Regions from separate parts of the Mus musculus genome. Here regions 1 and 3 are each linked to region 2. A link is a loop called in an ENCODE intact Hi-C map of the cell type or tissue named here. Cell type or tissue: heart. All regions are shown on one strand.

What was found. Peaks named below come from ENCODE experiments on the same cell type or tissue, not always from the same donor. Only the 100,000 strongest peaks of a DNase experiment are listed, where the experiment ranks them.
Region 1: it touches region 2 in a loop (11-fold over the local background); 37 of 42 quality-filtered maps call a loop at or near these places.
Region 3: a loop joins it to region 2, with 2.9 times the contacts of the local background. A loop is called at or near these places in 2 of 42 quality-filtered maps.

What each region holds. Positions count from the first base shown.
Region 1 is chr8:78,002,925-78,005,424 of GRCm38, forward strand. No RefSeq gene overlaps it. Among named protein-coding and RNA genes, the nearest start is that of Gm29895, 41 kb to the right of the region's middle. In heart, no CTCF peak of the experiment used is centred here; a DNase peak (open chromatin) is centred at 1,457; H3K27ac peaks cover 415 bases.
Region 2 is chr8:77,629,169-77,631,668 of GRCm38, forward strand. No RefSeq gene overlaps it. Among named protein-coding and RNA genes, the nearest start is that of 4933431K23Rik, 5.5 kb to the right of the region's middle. In heart, a CTCF peak has its summit at 1,162; no DNase peak of the experiment used is centred here; H3K27ac peaks cover 528 bases.
Region 3 is chr8:77,936,321-77,938,820 of GRCm38, forward strand. No RefSeq gene overlaps it. Among named protein-coding and RNA genes, the nearest start is that of Gm29895, 110 kb to the right of the region's middle. In heart, a CTCF peak has its summit at 1,459; no DNase peak of the experiment used is centred here.

The sequences.
Region 1 (2,500 bases), 370 kb after region 2:
AAGTAGCTGACAATTTTTTTAAGATTTATTTATTTATTTTATGTAAATGAGTATACTGTAGCCTACATGTGGTTACTGGGAATTGAACTCAGGGCCTCTGCTTGCTCCAGTCCCACTCTGTCCAGCCCAAAGATTTATTTATTATTATTATATGTAAGTACACTGTAGCTGTCTTCAGACACACCAGAAGAGGGTGTCAGATCTCATTACAGATGGTTGTGAGCCACCATGTGGTTGCTGGGATTTGAACTCAGGACCTCTGGAAGAGCAGTCAGTGCTCTTAACGGCTGAGCCATCTCTCCAGCCCAGCTGATCAATTTTTTTTAAACTGCACGTATTGGATGTGTTGTTATTGCTACTGAGAAGAACAGTGACTATTATTGATGAATCTGTGGCATATTAAGGGACACAGTTGACCAGAGTAAATATGTCCAGTCGGAAGGTCTGGGAGCAGTTGGCAGACAATGGCAGATGTCTGCTCACTAGCGGGTCCAGTTGAGCTTGTGTAAACTCCGAACTCCCTGGAACTTTACACTATATCTTTGCCAATGATTTAAACATGCTTTTCTAGGGCCGTATTTTTCTATATGATCCATATAATCCTAGCGTGAATGCCATTCTTTTCTCAGACTCCTTTTATTACTCATTCATACAAGCACACATTTTATGTAGTTTACACAGTTCCACTGATGCTAGAAATATATTTCCTCAATTCCCTTTTCTTTCTTTATAATTCTGAAAATAGTGACTATGTCATTTGCGATTTTGTTTTGTAATCTTAATATTAAGCAGTTACTTTGCTTCTAAATCCTGCTGCTGTGACGAATTCTGTGAGCCATGTGACATCTTCATGTCAACAGCTCCTTCCCTGAGCCATGTGACATCTTCATATCAACAGCTCTTCCCTTGGCTCTGTACTTGATGGTTTTTGGGTGCAGGGCAGGCAAAACCCTCAAATGTGAGATTGTGGTTACAGAGGGTGCAAACATTGTTCAGGCCCCTAAAAGCTGTCCCGGAACTCAGTGCTTGCTTTTTTCATCTCTGAGATGTGTTTTTAGTAATATGTAATGTGTATTCAGTACAAGTTGGTCCCTGCTGTTGTTGTCACCATCACTGATGCTGTAGTTGTTGTTTTTAGCACACCTTTGTCTCCTTGGAGGAGATGGATATAGCAATACAACCTTGGTCATCAGACTGATCTGTATGCTTTTTGTTTTCTCTCCACATTTGCAAAATGTTTTCAGCTCTTTGTTTTTATTCCTTCTGAGTGCCGACAGCCCTCTTCTTACGACAGTGATCTCACTTTTCTCGGTTTTCTTCTCTTTTTTAATCAAGGACATTAGAGTATGTGAGGAAGGAAATACCATTGTCTCAGACTCTTGTCGTCTATTCAGGACGATGTAAAACTCTGACCTCTAGTGGCTGTGCGCTGTAGTTGCAAGCCAGGTCCCTCAAGTCTGAACCCAGGAAACAGCAGCCAGCTTCAGATCCGAAGGGATGAGCACCCAACGGTTTGAAAACTCTTTTGACACATCAGATGATTCCCCTTATGTCTGTCAAGACAGCCTTCTTCTTCTTTACCAAGGAGTTAGTTTATGTCTCCGCTTCCAAAAATACACCAATTTAAATAAATGATCTAAAGACAATACTCTCAAAATATGCTTTCCTCCAAAGCACCCTGCCCAGGACTACCACTGCCTAATGATGTAATCCAGAGACTTCAGAAAACAATAGACCACTAAATCTTAGGAGACCTTAGTGGGTCTAAACATCTTTAAATGAAATATTCCTTGGTTTCAAAAATGATAACATACAAAATGTAGTTAGTTATGTTCTAAAAACTAAAATCCTGAGAAGTGGTTCTGGGGTACACTGCTTTATCAATATGACGTGGGGAATCAATCCTATTGTGAGTTCACACGAAGCTCATGGAACACACGTGAGATATTTGTATGTTTTTAATGGTTGTGTAAAATGAGGTGCGATGAAGTTCGTTGGCTTATTTCTGTTAAATTTCCTTTGTTTTCTGGCTTTGATAAAATGAATGAGTGGATGGATAGGGCAAAGCGAAAGCTTCGTACCCAGGAGTGTGCCCAGGAGTGTGCAGCAGGGACACGGCCGGAGAAGCTGCTGAAGAGAGGCTGATGGAGCTCACCCAACTGTGTGCCTCCTTGCCTGCCGTGATGTAGGCTGGGGCGGTTACGGTTGGGGCGGTCTCAGCAACAGCTCAGCGTTTCCTGCTGTTCCCACACAGATCTCACCTCACTAAGTGGGCACCGGTGTTTCTTATTGCCTCCAGTTGGGAAACTTGTCCTTTGAGACTCAGTTCATTAACCCTCCTCTACTTGTGTACAGTTGGACCTGACTTCAAACAGGTAGAATTAATGCCTTCTGGCAAGAGAACCTCTACATTTTACTATGATTAGCTTCAAAATCAATCGCCTAAAGTCTGATTAATTTCTTTGAAAGCTTGCTAAATGGACTCTGTGCTTATAATATG
Region 2 (2,500 bases):
TGTGTATGTGTGTGTGTGTGTGTGTATGTGTGTGTGTGTGTATGTGTGTGTGTGTGTGTGTGTGTGTATGTGTGTGTGTGTGTATGTGTGTGTGTGTATGTGTGTGTGTATGTGTGTGTGTGTATGTGTGTGTGTGTATGTGTGTGTGTGTGTGTATGTGTGTGTGTGTATGTGTGTGTGTATGTGTGTGTGTGTGTGTATGTGTGTGTGTGTATGTGTGTGTGTATGTGTGTGTGTGTATGTGTGTGTGTGTATGTGTGTGTGTGTGTGTGTGTATGTGTGTGTGTATGTGTGTGTATGTGTGTGTGTGTGTGTGTGGGTCACAGGCAGAGAGTCCTGAGATCCAAACAACACAAGGGCAAGACCTTGTCTCAAAAAACAACAGTAGCAAGAAAGTACTTGCTTTGCAGAAAAAGAAGAATCAAATTATCTCGAATTTGAAGACTACAACAAAGTCTTACGATAAAGGCATATTTTTTCTTTTGACCATTTTCTTGTATACAAAGAGAAAAGATTCATCCCATAGCTGACAATTACTTAATGTAACTTCTTTGTATCCTTGCTTAAGAAGTTTTTAAAAAAGGCCTGGCAGTGGTGACTCGTGCCTTTAGTCCCAGCACTCAGGAGGCAGAGGCAGGCAGATCTCTAAGTTTGAGGCCAATCTGGTCTACAGAGTGAGTTTCAGGACACCCAGGGCTACACAGAGAAACCCTGTCTCAAGAAACCCAAAAGAAAGAAAGAAAAAAAGGAAATATAACCACTAAAGTCAGAAAAAGGGGAGTGTTTGCCAGGCGTATGACTGTGTTCTTAATCTCAACACCCAGGAGGCAGAGGCAGGGTGATCTTTTGTGAGTCCTTGTCTACATAGCCAGTTCCAAGACAGCCTGTACTACACAGTGCTACACACACCCTGTTCCCGGTCTAGAAAAGAAAATAGAGGAGTATTAAGAAAGAATATGAAGGCTCAGGATTCTGTTGTTGTAACGACGCACCAGCAACACCACAGAAGTATTATTAAAAGGAATATTGCTGTTAAACACCTTAAAATTCCATGTGTGATGATTATGCTTGCAGGCAGGCACTATGGATTCTTCGCTGTTGTTTTCTACCTTTTATTTCCATCCGCCCCGCTGAACCACGGCAGGAAACAGAAATGACCGCCAGGTTGCGCTGTAGTTCCACAGCAGTGGAATCAGGCTGGGCTCCGAGGCGTTCGTGAAGATCTGTGTGGCTGTGGTTTTTCTGCTTTTGAAGCCTGGTGGGAGGAAATATTTCACAGGAAAACAGAAAACACTTTGCTGAAAACAGTCCCAAATTTACTGTGATTTAGAGATCGGTTATTCGTGGGGGAAAAATTCAAGGGGGGGGGGGGTCCTCTGTAGCATTTCTTAGAGAAAAGGGCCTTAAACTCAGCTTTGCTGGGTGAAAGGTTATTCCTTCTGGACAAAGAAGAGACCAGACAATCCCGTTGAAAGTTAGTTTCCTATATTATCTAGTTGTTGATGGATAATACTATTTTTAAAAGTTCCAAGATAGGGTATATTTATTTTTTTTTAAAAAAACATAAACACTTCAACTTTTTTTTCCTCAAGCGTTTTCCTTCCTTCTCTTTCTTCCAAAATGTCAATATTTATGAACCAGGGGTTGTGGGAAATGTTACCTAGAACTGGAAAAGTCAGAGATTGTCTGTCCCTGGGGACTTGAGTCTGAGTGCCAGAGGGCAGTGTGTGGCTGGAGGGACATAGTCCTTCCTTCTTGGCACCCTGTGGTGAACTCTTTGAAATGGAAGAAAATGATGTTTTCTGCTTCATATGCAGACGCCTCAAGACCAGCAGTGGCTGCAAGTTTCTGTATATCATTGTGCTATAAAAACAAGCATAGTTACAGTGAAAACTGTCCCGGCAGAGCCAGTGCCTAAGGTCCACAAACCAGCATTTCTGATTACATTAGGATCTGCATAGTGTTTGTTTAGGCCACGACAAGACTCAACAAAGGCAAGCACAAATCATGGAATATTAGTAAATTGTAGTGCTTATATTTACTGTGAGGATTTTTTTCTCCCTTTAAGATGATGAGGAAATAAAGAACATTATTTTTAATCTGAATAGTTGGTTCCTTTCGCACTGCCAGTTGCTAGGTTGTGAGATAGAAATGAAGCCACAAGTAGGCAAATGTTACTCGGCAGAATAAGAAGAATCAGGATGTAGAGCTGTTACCTGAGAGTCACTAACAAAAGAAAGAAAGAAAGAAAGAAAGAAAGAAAGAAAGAAAGGAAGGAAGGAAGAGAGAGAGAAAGAAAGAAAGAAAGAAAGAACGAAAGAAAGAAAGGAAGAAAGAGAGGAAGAAAGGAAGGAAGGAAGACTTAGAAACAAAGGTCACACAGTAAAACCGCCTCTAAGATCAAGTGAAGACTCTTGCCATGGTCCCAGCCCCACCCTTGTCTTACATAAAGGTGGCCCCCCTTACTCTTTCTTTACATTTATGTCTGTAACCCTTTGCC
Region 3 (2,500 bases), 310 kb after region 2:
GCAATTTGTAGTGTAGTGCGCTCTTCCTGACCCTCATTTTAGCATGCAGATGTATACAAAGGCGATGGGGTCTAGAACCTGAAACTGCATGGCATGAGTGAGGTGTCTGGAGAAGGAACACAGCCATACTTGCTGTAATAGTGGTCCTGATGTGCAAGGCACAGGTGCTCACTAAGTGACACACATGTATGTATGAAAGGGAGGTGACGCCTCTGATCCAGTGTTGAGAAGTGGGCTCCACCTCAGGTGAAGCCAGTCGTATCAGCAGCATTCATTAGAGAAGAGGACAGCAGTGTTCCCTCTAAACTGGTGGTGCAGCAGTAGCGCCTTTCCACTGAACATGCAGCGATGGTTCTTGTGGGGTGTGAACAAGCATCATAGTGTGTTTTCTAAAGGGGGCACTATAGCTTCTTCTTGGTCAGGGGAGTACAGTAACATGAACTCCTATCAACTGAGTTCTAAGGAACTTTGAAGCTATGCAGCATTCATGGTCGTGATAAGGGATGTTATAGTCTGAGGCCATGCTAAAGGGACTCCTTTAGATGCCAGCTGGTCAACTGCACAATGGATTGGCACAAACACACTGTTTACTACAGTTTTCTGTCCAGCAATCTTTATCTGTCTGCTCTATGGCTCTTTTCTAACATTGTTATTATACTCCAGAGTGCTCCTACAGTGGTCCTAACCCACATGGAGTTGTTTATTCATTATTTTTTGTGAAGGAAGGAAGTTTTGGAATCCAACAATCTGTCATCTTGTTCCCATCACTCTGGTGGGAAGAGCTGACAATATGATTCCCATAGATATGTTCACTGATTATAATAAATTCTATAGATGCCTCTTAGGGACATTCAGAATGTATAAGATACTCTAATTTAAAAAAGAATCCCATGAATTCCATCCACACAATTATTTTTATTTTGTTCCATTTTCAGCCATACTATTTGCACATATATGGGAACAATTTTAACTATCTATGCAGAATGATTCTCTGTATTTATGTTTTCAGTGAGATGCTATTTTAATGTTCATACAAAATTTATTTTAGTAGGGTTTTTTAACTATACTTGATAAAGTTTACTTATGTTGAGAAGAATATTGAATTAGTTTATGAGATTGCCCAGTTCCTTATGTGTCCACCATCTCAGGAATCACTGATTGTCGGGGGATGGCTGCTCTTCCAGAGAACCCGAGTTCAAACCCCAGCACAAACGTGATGTTTCACAACCATTAGTAATGCTGGTTCTAGAGATCTAAATCCTCTTCTAGCTTTCCTGGGCACCAGGAACCCTCACCAGTTCACAGACATATACACAGGAAAACAATAGAGGTAGAAGACCCATTCATATAAATATAAACTAAAAACAAATATATATAAAAAGGAAGAAATTACTGTTTTTTAAAATTGGTAATAATTAGGACAGAAAGTGCTGTAGTTTTCCAACTGGTGGTCACATGCCCTCTAGTGATGCTAACTTGAATCAAGTCTTTATTAAACATTTATAGTCATTGAACTGTATATTTTTATGCTTGTGTCCCTATTGCCTACCATAGTATCTGGCAACTTATCTATTCCATAGGCACTCATCTATTCCACTATCATATTGCAACTCTATAGATAAGACTATTATTTATTTTATTTTAAGGTTTTATTTTTATGTTTAAATTATGAGTATGTGTTTGTTTCTCTCTATGCGTGTATGAATATGGGCATATAAGTGCCCATGGAGGCCAACTGAGGGCATCAGATTCCCTGGAGCTGGGGTTACAGGTGAGTGAGAGTCATTGAGCATGGGTGCTGGGAACTGAACATGGGCCCCCTGTAAGAGCAATACATGCTGCCAGGACATCTCTCCACTCCTGAGTGTGTTCTTCAGTTGGGAGAGGTTTCCTTGTTCCATGTTGTCACTTGGCTAGAGATGGACATAGTTTAGGTGAGGCACCCGCAGGGTTTGAGAATGATGCCCAGATTAGGCTTAAGCTGAACAAAGAGGAGAAGTTTTCTAGGCAATAGAGAATTGAAAAGAGCAGGCAAGGTGTTCTGGACGAGATCAAGCATGAGGCTCTAAAGAGCTACAGTCTAGATGAATATGTGGTTTGGTTGCAGTGCGCAAAGAGAAGCAAAAGGGTAAGAGATGTTTCAGACAGTGAAACAGTAACATCCGTACTTCTTCCGTTGTCATGTTCTGAAATCTACTCCTTGTTGACTGTGAAATGTCATGGCTTAGACAGCTCATCCCCTCCCACTTAATGGAGATATTAGTCATCCTTGGAAACTGCTGCATCAGCTTCCTGTATAGTTTTTTTAAAAGATTTATTTAATGTATTTTTATGTATGTATGGATGTCTTGCCTGCACACACACACACACACACACACACACACACACACACACACACACTATGTACATGCCTTGTGCTTGTGAAGGCCAGAAGTGTTGGGTGCCCTGAAACTATAGCTGTGATCCTCCATGTAAGATATGAGAACTGAACCCAAGTCCT